2 separate regions of the Mus musculus genome follow, and region 2 is linked to region 1. Evidence: chromatin loops called from intact Hi-C (ENCODE). Cell type or tissue: left cerebral cortex. All regions are shown on one strand. Each heading gives the region's core, and the rest is flanking DNA. Links, peaks and the distances in the headings are about the cores only.

Evidence for each region. A loop is a pair of places that touch in the nucleus more often than their neighbours do. Peaks named below come from ENCODE experiments on the same cell type or tissue, not always from the same donor. Only the 100,000 strongest peaks of a DNase experiment are listed, where the experiment ranks them.
Region 2: it touches region 1 in a loop (10-fold over the local background); 1 of 42 quality-filtered maps calls a loop at or near these places.

The regions. Positions count from the first base shown.
Region 1 is chr2:13,560,431-13,565,778 of GRCm38, forward strand. All of the region lies in intron 2 of Gm9875 (a long non-coding RNA gene), which reads left to right. Among named protein-coding and RNA genes, the nearest start is that of Gm9875, 4.2 kb to the left of the region's middle. In left cerebral cortex, for the core only: no CTCF peak of the experiment used is centred there; a DNase peak (open chromatin) is centred at 3,151.
Region 2 is chr2:13,617,993-13,623,340 of GRCm38, forward strand. No RefSeq gene overlaps it. Among named protein-coding and RNA genes, the nearest start is that of Vim, 46 kb to the left of the region's middle. In left cerebral cortex, for the core only: no CTCF peak of the experiment used is centred there; no DNase peak of the experiment used is centred there.

The DNA of each region.
Region 1 (5,348 bases), core at 1,655-4,154:
CATCTGTATCACCTAAGGCCCAGGGACATCACAGAACAGGAAACTGAAAGAATTAACAGCTAGGAGATGGAGAACTCCATGAAGTGCTGTCACTCAGATATGATATTGTGACCATGAATACCAGGCAGCTATGGTTACCTGAATGAGATTGGGCCCTTCCACATTTCATCATGGATGAAGGTGCCAGTGAGGTCCCATCTCTTTCTAAGAAACTATTGACTTGTCACCGAAGGAGAGGGTATGTTTTTCTTTCATGTTGTAGCCACATGAAGGGGTTCAGATGGAAAGGAAGGCGTGATAACAGAGGGTAGTGAGGGTGTTGATATAATCACAGTACAGTGCATACTTGTATGAGATTTTCAATACTAAAGAAAAGTAACAAGAATGTTTTCAGCTCTGTAAAACAAAATGGTGCTTCAATTTTTTTGTTTGATTATTACTTGATCTCTCACGTAAGTAATTGCAGGAAAAATAATAGTAACTTCCCACCACCTGGGAACTACACGACCTCTGCAAATGAGCAGTTTCCCAGAATACCAATGTATTTGGCAAATTTGGCAAATTTTCTAAAGCTACAGGACCTTTTTCCCCAATCTTTAAAAAGTAATAAAAACAACATTATAAGCCACTGGACACATGTGTATTAGTTTTGTTAATTCTATCAAAAACTGTTTTTACTTCCCAAAGTTGAAAGACATCTCTACAAGAACATCTTGGAGTTCATTTGTTGCCTATTCTTTTAAGAATAGCATAGAGATACTGAAAACAACCAAGATTTTATCATATTCATAGAAACCAAACACACTGAAAGCCAATAGCAGGAAGTAACAGACAACCATCAGGAGCTATCCCTGTGAGTAGTCTGGATAAGTAACTGTACTGCAACAATTTCTCATAGGACTCTGGTAAATGGCACCTCAATTTCCTAAGTAGACTGGCAGGGATTTTTGCTCCCCTATCTTCTTTCTCTTCTACTTCCCCACCCCCTCTCAGGAAGTGAACTGGGGGAAATCCAAAGAGTGCAGCTTCACTTCTCCATGTAACATTTGCTGGAGTTGTTTTGGTGTCTACACAAGGATTCCCTTCTGCACATTAGTTAATGGTTTAGTTCTTTATACCCACTTCTTACTTTCTTTCTCTATTTCGTATCACAAGACCATTAAGAAGTTAGACTTTATGTATAATTCTATCAAAAACTGTTTTTTCCTTCCGAAAGTTGAAAGACATCTCTAACAGAACATTATGAAGTTTATTTATCTCCTATTCTTTTCAGAATACCATAGAGATACTGAAGACACCCAAGATTCTTTTTTGCTTTTGAATTTTTATTAGATATTTTCTTTATTTACATTTCAAATATTATCCCCTTTAATCGTCTCCCCTCTGAAAATCCCCTATCCTCCCCCACTTTCCCTGATCCTCAACCCACCCACTCCCTCTTCCCAGCCCAGGAATTCCCCTATACTGGGGCATAGAACCTTCACAGGACCAAGGACCTCTTCTCCCATTGATGACCAACTAGGACATCCTCTGCTACATATGCAGCTAGGGCCATGAGTCCCTCCCTGTGTTTTCTTTGGTTGGTGGTTTAGTCCAAGTGAGCTCTGGGGTTACTGGATAGTTCATATTGTTGTTCCTCCTAGGAGGCTGCAAACCCCTTCAGTTCCTTGGGTACAGTTCATTGAGGACCCTGTGCTCCGTCTAATGGATGGTTGTGAGCATCCACTTCTGTATTAGTCAGGTTCTGGCAGAGCCTCCCAGGAGACAGCTATATCAGGCTCCTGTCAGCAAGCTCTTTTTGGCATCTGCCATAGTGTCTGAGTTTATTGGTTGTTTATGGGATGGATCCTCAGCTGGGGCAGTCTCTGGATGGTCATTCCTTCCGTCTCTGCTTGGAGCATTGTCTCGGTAACTCCATCCATGGGTATTTTGTTCCCTCTTCTAAGAAGAATAAAAGTATCCACACTTTAGTCTTCCTTCTTCTTGAGTTTCATGTGTTTTGCAAATTGTATCTTGGGTATTCTGAGCTTCTCGGCTAATATCCATTTATCAGTGAGTGCCTATCATGTGTGTTCTTTTATGATTTGATTACCTCACTCAGGATGATATCCTCCAGATCCATCCATTTATCTAAGAATTTTTTTTTTTTGGCTCTGTACTCCACTTTTTAAAAAAATCTTTTATTAGGTATTTTCTTCATTTACATTTCCAATGCTATCCCAAAAGTCCCCCATATCCTCCCCCCCAGTCCCCTACTCACCGACTCTCACTTCTTGGCCCTGGCGTTCCCCTGTACTGAGGCATATAAAGTTTGTAAGACCAATGGGCCTCTCTTTCCACTGATGACCAACTAGGCTATCTTCTGATACATATGTAGCTAGAGACATGAGCTCTGGGGGTACTGGTTAGTTCATATTGTTGTTCCACCTATAGGGTTGCAGATCCCTTTAGCTCCTTGGGTACATTCTCTACCTCCTTCATTGGGGGCCCTGTAATCCATCCAATAGCTGACTGTGAGCATCCACTTCTGTGTTTGCTAGGCCCTGGCATAGCCTCACAAGAGACAGCTATATCAGGGTCCTTTCAGCAAAATCTTGCTAGTGTATACAATGGTGTCAGCATTTGGAGGCTGATTATGGGATGGATCCCCGGGTGTGGCAGTCTCTAGATGGTCCATTCTTTCGTCTCAGCTCCAAATTTTGTCTCTGTAACTCCTTCCATGAGTGTTTTGTTCCCAATTCTAAGGAGGGGCAAAATTTCTACACTTTGGTCTTCGTTCTTCTTGAGTTTCATGTGTTTTGCAAATTGTATCTTATATCTTGGGTATTTTAAGTTTCCGGGCTAATATCCACTTATCAGTGAGTACATATCATGTGAGTTCTTTTGTGATTGGGTTACCTCACTCAGGATGATGCCCTCCAGGTCCATCCATTTGCCTGGAAATTTCATAAATTCATTGTTTTTAATAGCTGAGTAGTACTCCATTGTGTAAATGTACCACATTTTCTGTATCCATTCCTCTGTTGAGGGACATCTGGGTTCTTTCCAGCTTCTGGCTATTATAAATAAGGCTGCTATGAACATAGTGGAGCATGTGTCCTTATTACAAGTTGGAGCATTTTCTGGTTATATGCCAAGAAGTGGTATTGCTGGATCTTCTGGTAGAACTATGTCCAATTTTCTGAGGAACTGTCGAACTGATTTCCAGAGTGGTTGTACAAGCTTGCAATCCCACCAGCAATGGAGGAGTGTTCCTCTTTCTCCACATCCTCACCAACATCTGCTGTCACCTGAGTTTTTGACCTTAGCCATTCTCACTGGTGTAAGGTGGAATCTCAGGGTTGTTTTGAATTGCATTTCACTGATGACTAAGGATGTTGAACATTTTTTAGGTGTTTCCCAGCCATTCAGTGTTCCTCACTTGAGAATTCTTTGTTTGGCTCTTTACCCCATTTTAAAATAGGGTTATTTGGTTTTCGGGAGTCCACCTTCTTGAGTTCTTTATATATATTTAATATTAGCCCCCTATCAGATATAGGATTGGTAAAGATCTTTTCCAATCTGTTGGTTGCCATTTTGTCTTATTGACAGTGTCCTTTGCTGTACAGAGATTTGCAATTTTACGAGGTCTCATTTGTCAATCCTTGATCTTACAGCACAAGCCATTGGTGTTCTATTCAGGAATTTTTCCCCTGTGCCCATATGTTCCAGGTTCTTCCCCACTTTTTCCTCTATAAATTTCAGTCTATCTGGTTTTATGTGGAGTTCCTTGATCTACTTAGACTTGAGTTTTGTAAAAGAAGATAAAAATGGATCAATTCACATTCCTCTACATGATAACCACTAGTTGAGCCAGCACCATTTGTTGAAAATGCAGGCTTCTTTCCACTGGATAGTTTTAGCTCCTTTGTCAAAGATCAAGTGAGCATACATGTGTGGTTTCATTTCTGGGTCTTCAATTCTATTCCATTGATTGACCTGTCTATCACTGTACCAATATCCTGCATTTTTAATCACAATTGCTCTCTAGTACAGCTTGATGTCAGGGATGGTGATTCCACCAGAGGTTCTTTTATTGTTGAGAATAGTTATTGCTATCTTAGGTTTTTTGTTATTCCAGATGAATTTGCAAATTGTCCTTTCTGACTCTGTGAAGAATTGAATTGGAATTTTGATGGGGATTGCATTGATCTGTAGTTGCTTTCGGCAAGGTGACCATTTTTAAAATATTAATCCTTCCAGTCCATGAGCATGGGAGATTTTTCCATCTTCTGAGATGTTCTTCAATTTCTTTCTTCAGAGACTTGAAGTTCTTATCATACAGATCTTTCACTTCCTTAGTTAGAGTCACACCAAGGTGTTTTATATTATTTGTGGCTATTTTGAAGGGTGTTGTTTTTTAAATTTCTTTCTCTGCCTGTTTATTCTTTGTTTAGAAAAAAAGCCATTGATTTGTTTGAGTTAATTTTATATCCACCTACTTCATTGAAGTCGTTTATCAGGTTTAGGAGTTCTCTGGTGGAATTTTTGGGGTCACTTATATATACTATCATATCATCTGCAAGTAGTGATATTTTGACTTCTTCCTTTCCAATTTGTCTCCCTTTGACCTCCTTTTGTTAACTAATTGCTTTGTCTAGGACTTCAAGTACTACATTGAATAGGTATGGAGAGAGTGGGAAACCTTGTCTAGTCCCTGATTTTAATGGGATTGCTTCAAGTTTCTCTCCATTTAGTTTGATGTTGGCTACTGGTTTGCTGTATATTGCTTTTATTATGTTTAGGTATGTGCCTTGAATTCCTGATCTTTCTAATACTTTCATCATGAAGGGGTGTTGGGTTTTGTCAAATGCTTTCTCAGCATCTAATGAGATGATCATGTGGTTTTTGTCTTTGAGTTTGTTTATATAGTGGATTACATTGATGGATTTCCATATGTTGAACCATCCCTGCATCCCTGGGATGAAGCCTACTGGATCATGATGAATGATTGTTTTGGTGTGTTCTTGGATTCAGTTTGCAAGAATTTTGTTGAGCATTTTTGCATTGATATTCATAAAGGAAATTGGTCTGAAGTTCTCTTTCTTTGTTGGGTCTTTGTGTGGTTTAGATATCAGAGTAATTGTGACTTCATAGAAGGATTTGGTTAGAGTATCTTCTGTTTGTATTTTGTGGAATAGTTTGAGGAGTATTGGAATTAGGTCCTCTTTGAAGGTCTGATAGAACTCTGCATTAAACCCATCTATCTGTTCCTGGGCTTTTTTTTTTTTTTTTTTTCCTGGCTGGGAAACTATTAATGGCTTTTTCTATTTCTTTAGGGGATATGGGACTGTTTAGATCGTTGATCT
Region 2 (5,348 bases), core at 1,828-4,327, 58 kb after region 1:
ATTTGATTTGTTGCTTTCCAGTTCCATGCTGGACGTCTTAAGCATGGCTTTATCCCATGAAGTCAGATTGTTTCTCTATCCCAATCTTGGTTGCACTCTGAGGCATGTTATTTATTCACACCCATTCTGCCCAAGACCATCTTAACACACTCAGGTCAGGGAATGTCAAACTCTCTCCAACACAAACATCCAGTGTTACCTCCCAGACAACAAAATCAATACCAGAACTGGGCTTCCTCTGTCTTTTCTTTAAAAAAAAAGATTTATTTATTTATTATATGTAACTACACTGTAACTGTCTTCAGACACACCAGAAGAGGGTGTTAAATCTCATTACAGATGGTTGATGGCCACCATGTGGTTGCTGGGATTTAAACTTAGAACCTTTGGAAGAGCAGTCAGTGCTCTTAACTGCTGTGCCATCTCTCCAGCCCTGTCTGTCTTTTCTTAATTACACTGTACTTACTTATTTGGGTGGGGGCAATTCGTGTCACTGTAGGAGTGGAGATCAGAGGACAGCCCCAGGGTTAATCCTTCCCATCCCTCCACAGATCCTCCATGTCACTGTAGGAGTGGGGATCAGAGATGGCCCCAGGGCTCATCCTCTCCATCCCTCCATGGTTCCTGAGGATGACATTCAGGTTTGGTGGCAAGTGTCTTTTTTTTTTTCAATTTTAATTACTCTTTTTTTATTAGATATTTTCTTTATTTACATTTCAAATGTTATCCCCTTTCCTATTTTCCTCCCCGAAAATCTCCTATCCTCCCTCCCCCTGCTGCCCAACCCACCCACTCCCCTTCTTGGCCCTGGCATTCCCCTATACTAGGGCATATAACCTTCACAGGACCAAAAGCCTCTCCTCCCATTGATGGCCAACTAGGCCATCCTCAGCTACATATACAGCTAGAGCCATGAGTCTCTCCATGTGTTTTCTTTGATTGGTGGTTTAGTCCCAGGGAGCCCTGGGGTTACTAGTTAGTTCATATTGTTGTTCCACCTATAGGGCTGAAAACCCCTTCAGCACCCTGGGTCCTTTCTCGAGCTCCTTCATTGAGGACCCTGTGCTCCGTCTAATGGATGGTTGTGAGCATCCACTTCTGTATGTGTCAGGTGGTGTCAGAGCCTCTCAGAAGACAGCTATATCAGGCTCCTGTCAGCAAAATCTTGTTGGCATCTGCAATAGTGTCTGGGATTAGTGGTTGTTTATGGGATGGAAGCCCGGGTGGGGCAGTCTCTGGATGGTCCTTCCTTCCATCTCTGCTCCAAACTTTGTCTCTGTAACTCCTTCCATGGGTATTTTGTTCCCCCTTCAAAGAAGGATCGAAGGATCCACACTTTGGTCTTCCTTCTTGAGTTTCATGTGTTTTGCAAATTGTACCTTGGGTAATCTGAGCTTCTTAGCTAATACCCACTGATCGGCAAGTGCATATCATGTGTGTTCTTTTGTGACTGGGTTACCTCACTCAAGGTGATATTCTCCAGATCCATCCATTTGTCTAAGAATTTCATAAATTCATTGTTTTTAATAGCTGTGTAGTACACCATTGTATAAATGTACCACATTTTCTGTATCCATTCTTCTGTTGAGGGACATCTGGGTTCTTTCCATCTTCTTGTTATTATAAATAAGACTGCTATGAACATAGTGGAGCAAGTGTCCTTATTACAAGTTGGAGCATTTTCTGGTTATATTCCCAGGAGTGATATTGCTGGATCTCCTGGTAGTACTATGTCTAATTTTCTGTGGAACTGCCAGACTGATTTCCAGAGTGGTTGTATGAGCTTGCAATCCCACCAGCAATGGAGAAGTGTTCTTCTTTCTCCACATCCTCACCAACATTTGCTGTCACCTGAGTTTTTGACCTTAGCCATTCTGACTGGTGTAAGGTGGAATCTCAGGGTTGTTTTGAATTGCATTTCCCTGATGATTAAGGATGTTGAACATTTTTCCCAGTCATTCAGTATTCCTCAGTTGAGAATTCTTTGTTTAGCTCTGTGTCCACTTTCTTAATAGGGTTAGTTGATTTTCTCGAGTCCATCTTCTTGAGTTCTTTATATATATTGGATATTAGTCACCTATCAGATTTAGGATTGGTAAAGATCTTTTCCCAATCTATTGGTTGCCTTTTTGTCTTATTGATAGTGTCCTTTGCCCTACAGAAGCTTTGCAATTTTATGAGGTCCCATTTATCAATTTTTGCTCTTACAACACAAGCCATTGCTGTTCTGTTCAGGAATTTTCCCCCAGTGCCCATATGTGCAAGGGCTTTCCCCACTTTCTCATAAAAGTTTCAGTGTCTCTGGTTTTATGTAGAGTTCCTTGATCCACCTAGACTTGAGCTTTGTACAAGGAGATAAGAATGGATCAATTCGCATTCTTCTATGTGATAACCACCAGTTGAGCCAGCACTGTTTGTTGAAAATGCTGTCTTTTTTCCCCACTGGATGGTTTTAGCTCCTTTGTCAAAGATCAAGGGACCATAGGTGTGTGGGTTCATTTCTGGGTCTTCAATTCTATCCACTGATCTAACTTTCTGTCGCTGTACCAGTATCATGCAGTTTTTATTACAGTTGGTCTATAGTACAGCTTGAGGTCAGGCATGGTGATTCCACCAGAGGTTCTTTTATCATTGAGAAGAGTTTTTGCTATCCTAGGTTTTTTGTTATTCCAGATGAATTTGCAAATTGCCCTTTCTAACTCTGTGAAGAATTGAGTTGGATTGTATTGAATCTGTAGATTGCTTTTGGCAAGATAGCCATTTTGACTATATTGATCCTGCAAATCCATGAGCATGGGAGATCTTTCCACCTTCTGAGATCTTCAATTTCTTTCTTCAAAGACTTGAATTTCTTATTATACAGATCTTTCACTTCCTTAGCTAGACTCACACCAAGGTATTTTATATAATTTGTGACTATTGTGATGGGTGTTGTTTCTCTAATTTCTTTCTCAGCTTGTTTATCCTTTGTGTATCGAAAGGCCACTGATTTGTTGGAGTTAATTTTATATCCAGCTACTGGGCTGAAGTATTTTATCAGGTTTAGGAGTTCTCTGGTGGAATTTTTGGAGTCACTTATATATCCTATCATATCATCTGCAAATAGTGATATTTTGACTTCTTGTTTTCCAATTTGTATTCCTTTGATCTCCTTTTGTTGCCTAATTGTTCTGGCTAGGGCTTCAAGTACTATATTGAATGGGGAGAGAGACAGTGGGCAGCCTTGTCTAGTCCCTGATTTTAGTGGGATTGCTTCAAGTTTCTCATCATTTAGTTTGATGTTGGCTACCAGTTTGCTGTATATTGCTTTTATTATGTTTAGGTATGGGCCTTGAATTCCTGATCTTTCCAATACTTTTATCATGAAGGGATATTGGACTTTGTCGTGTGCTTTCTCAGCATCTAATGAAATGATCATGTGGTTTTTGTCTTTGTGTTTGTTTATATTGTGGATTACATTGATGCATTTCAGTATATTGAACCATCCTTGCATCCCTGGGATGAATCCTACTTGATCATGATGGATGATCATTTTGATGTGTTCTTGGATTCGGTTTGCAAGAATTTTATTGAGTATTTTTGCATCGATATTCATAAGGGAAATTGATCTGAAGGTCTCTTTCTTTGCTGTGTCTTTGTGTGGTTTAGGTATCAGAGTAATTGTGGCTTCATAGAAGGAACTGGTTAGTGTACCTTCTGTTTCTATTTTGTGGAATAGTTTGAGAAGAATTGGATTTAGGTTTTCTTTGAAGGTCTGATAGAACTCTGCACTAAGCCCATGTGGTCCTGGGCTTTTTTTGGTTGGAAGACTATTGCTGACTGCTCCTATTTCTTTAGGGGAAATGGGACTGTTTAGATCATTTATGTGATCCTGAGTTAACTTTGGTACCTGGTATCTGTCTAGAGAATTGTCCATTTCATCCAGGTTTTGCTATTTTGCTGAGTATATGCTTTTAAAGTAATAGGATCTGATTTTTTTTTAATTTCCTCAGATTCTGTTTATTATGTCTCCCTTTTAATTTCTGAGTTTGTTAATTAGACTACTGTCCCTGTGCCATCTAGTTAGTCTGGCTAAGGGTTTATTTATCTTGTTGATTTTCTCAAAGAACCAGCTCCTCATTTGCTTGATTCTTTGTATAATTCTTTTTGTTTCCACTTGGTTGATTTCAGCCCTGAGTTTGATTATTTACTGCCTTCAACTCCTCTTGGGTGAATTTGCTTCCTTTTGTTCCAGAGCTTTTAGGTGTGTTGTCAATCTGCTAGTGTATGCTCACTCCAGATTCTTTTTGGAGGCACTCAGAGCTATGATTTTCCTCCTTTAATTTCTTTCTTTATTTCTCCCTTGATCAATTTATCATTGAGTTGAGTGTTGTTCAGCTTCCATGGGCATGTGGGCTTTCTATTATTTATGTTGTTATTGAAGATCAGCCTTACTTCATAGTGATCTGATAGGTTGCATGGGATTATTTCAATATTTTTGTATCTGCTGAGGCCTGTTTGTTGGTCAGTTTTGGAGAAGGTACCACGAGGTGCTGAGAAGGTGTAACCTTTTGTTTTAGGATGAAATATTCTATAGATATCTGTTAAAACCATTTCTTTCATAACTTCTGTTAGTTTTACTGTGTCTCTGTTTAGTTTCTGTTTCCAGGATCTGTCCATTGATGAGAGTGGGGTGTTGAATTCTCCCATTATTATTGTATGAGGTATGTACCGGCTAGTTTTGTGTCAACTTGACACAGGCTGGAGTTATCACAGAGAAAGGAGCTTCAGTTGGGGAACTGCCTCCACAAGATCCAGTTGTAAGGCATCTTCTCAATTAGTGATCAAGGCGGGAGGTCCCCTTGTGGGTGGTGCCATCTCTGGGCTGGTAGTCTTGGTTCTATAAGAGAGCAGGCTGAGCAAGCTAGGGGAAAGCAAGCCAGTAAAGAACATCCCTCCATGGCCTCTGCATCAGCTCCTGCTTTCTGACATGCTTGAGTTTCAGTCCTGACATCCTTAATGATGAAGAGCAGTATGGAAGTGTAAGCTGAATAAACTCTGTCCTCCCCAACTTGCTTCTTGGTCATGATGTTTTGTCCAGGAATAGAAACCCTGACTAAGACAAGGAGTAATACATGCTTTGAGTTTTTAGCAAAGTTTCCTTAATGAATGTTGATGCCCTTGTATTTGGAGCATAGATGTTCAGAATTGAGAGTTTATCTTGGTAAATTTTATCTTTGATGAGTAAGAAGTGTCCCTCCTTGTCTTTTTTGATAAGTTTAGGTTTAAAGTCAATTTTATTTGATATTAGAATGGGTACTCCAGCTTGTTTCTTGGGACCATTTGCTTGCAAAATTGTTTTCCAGCCT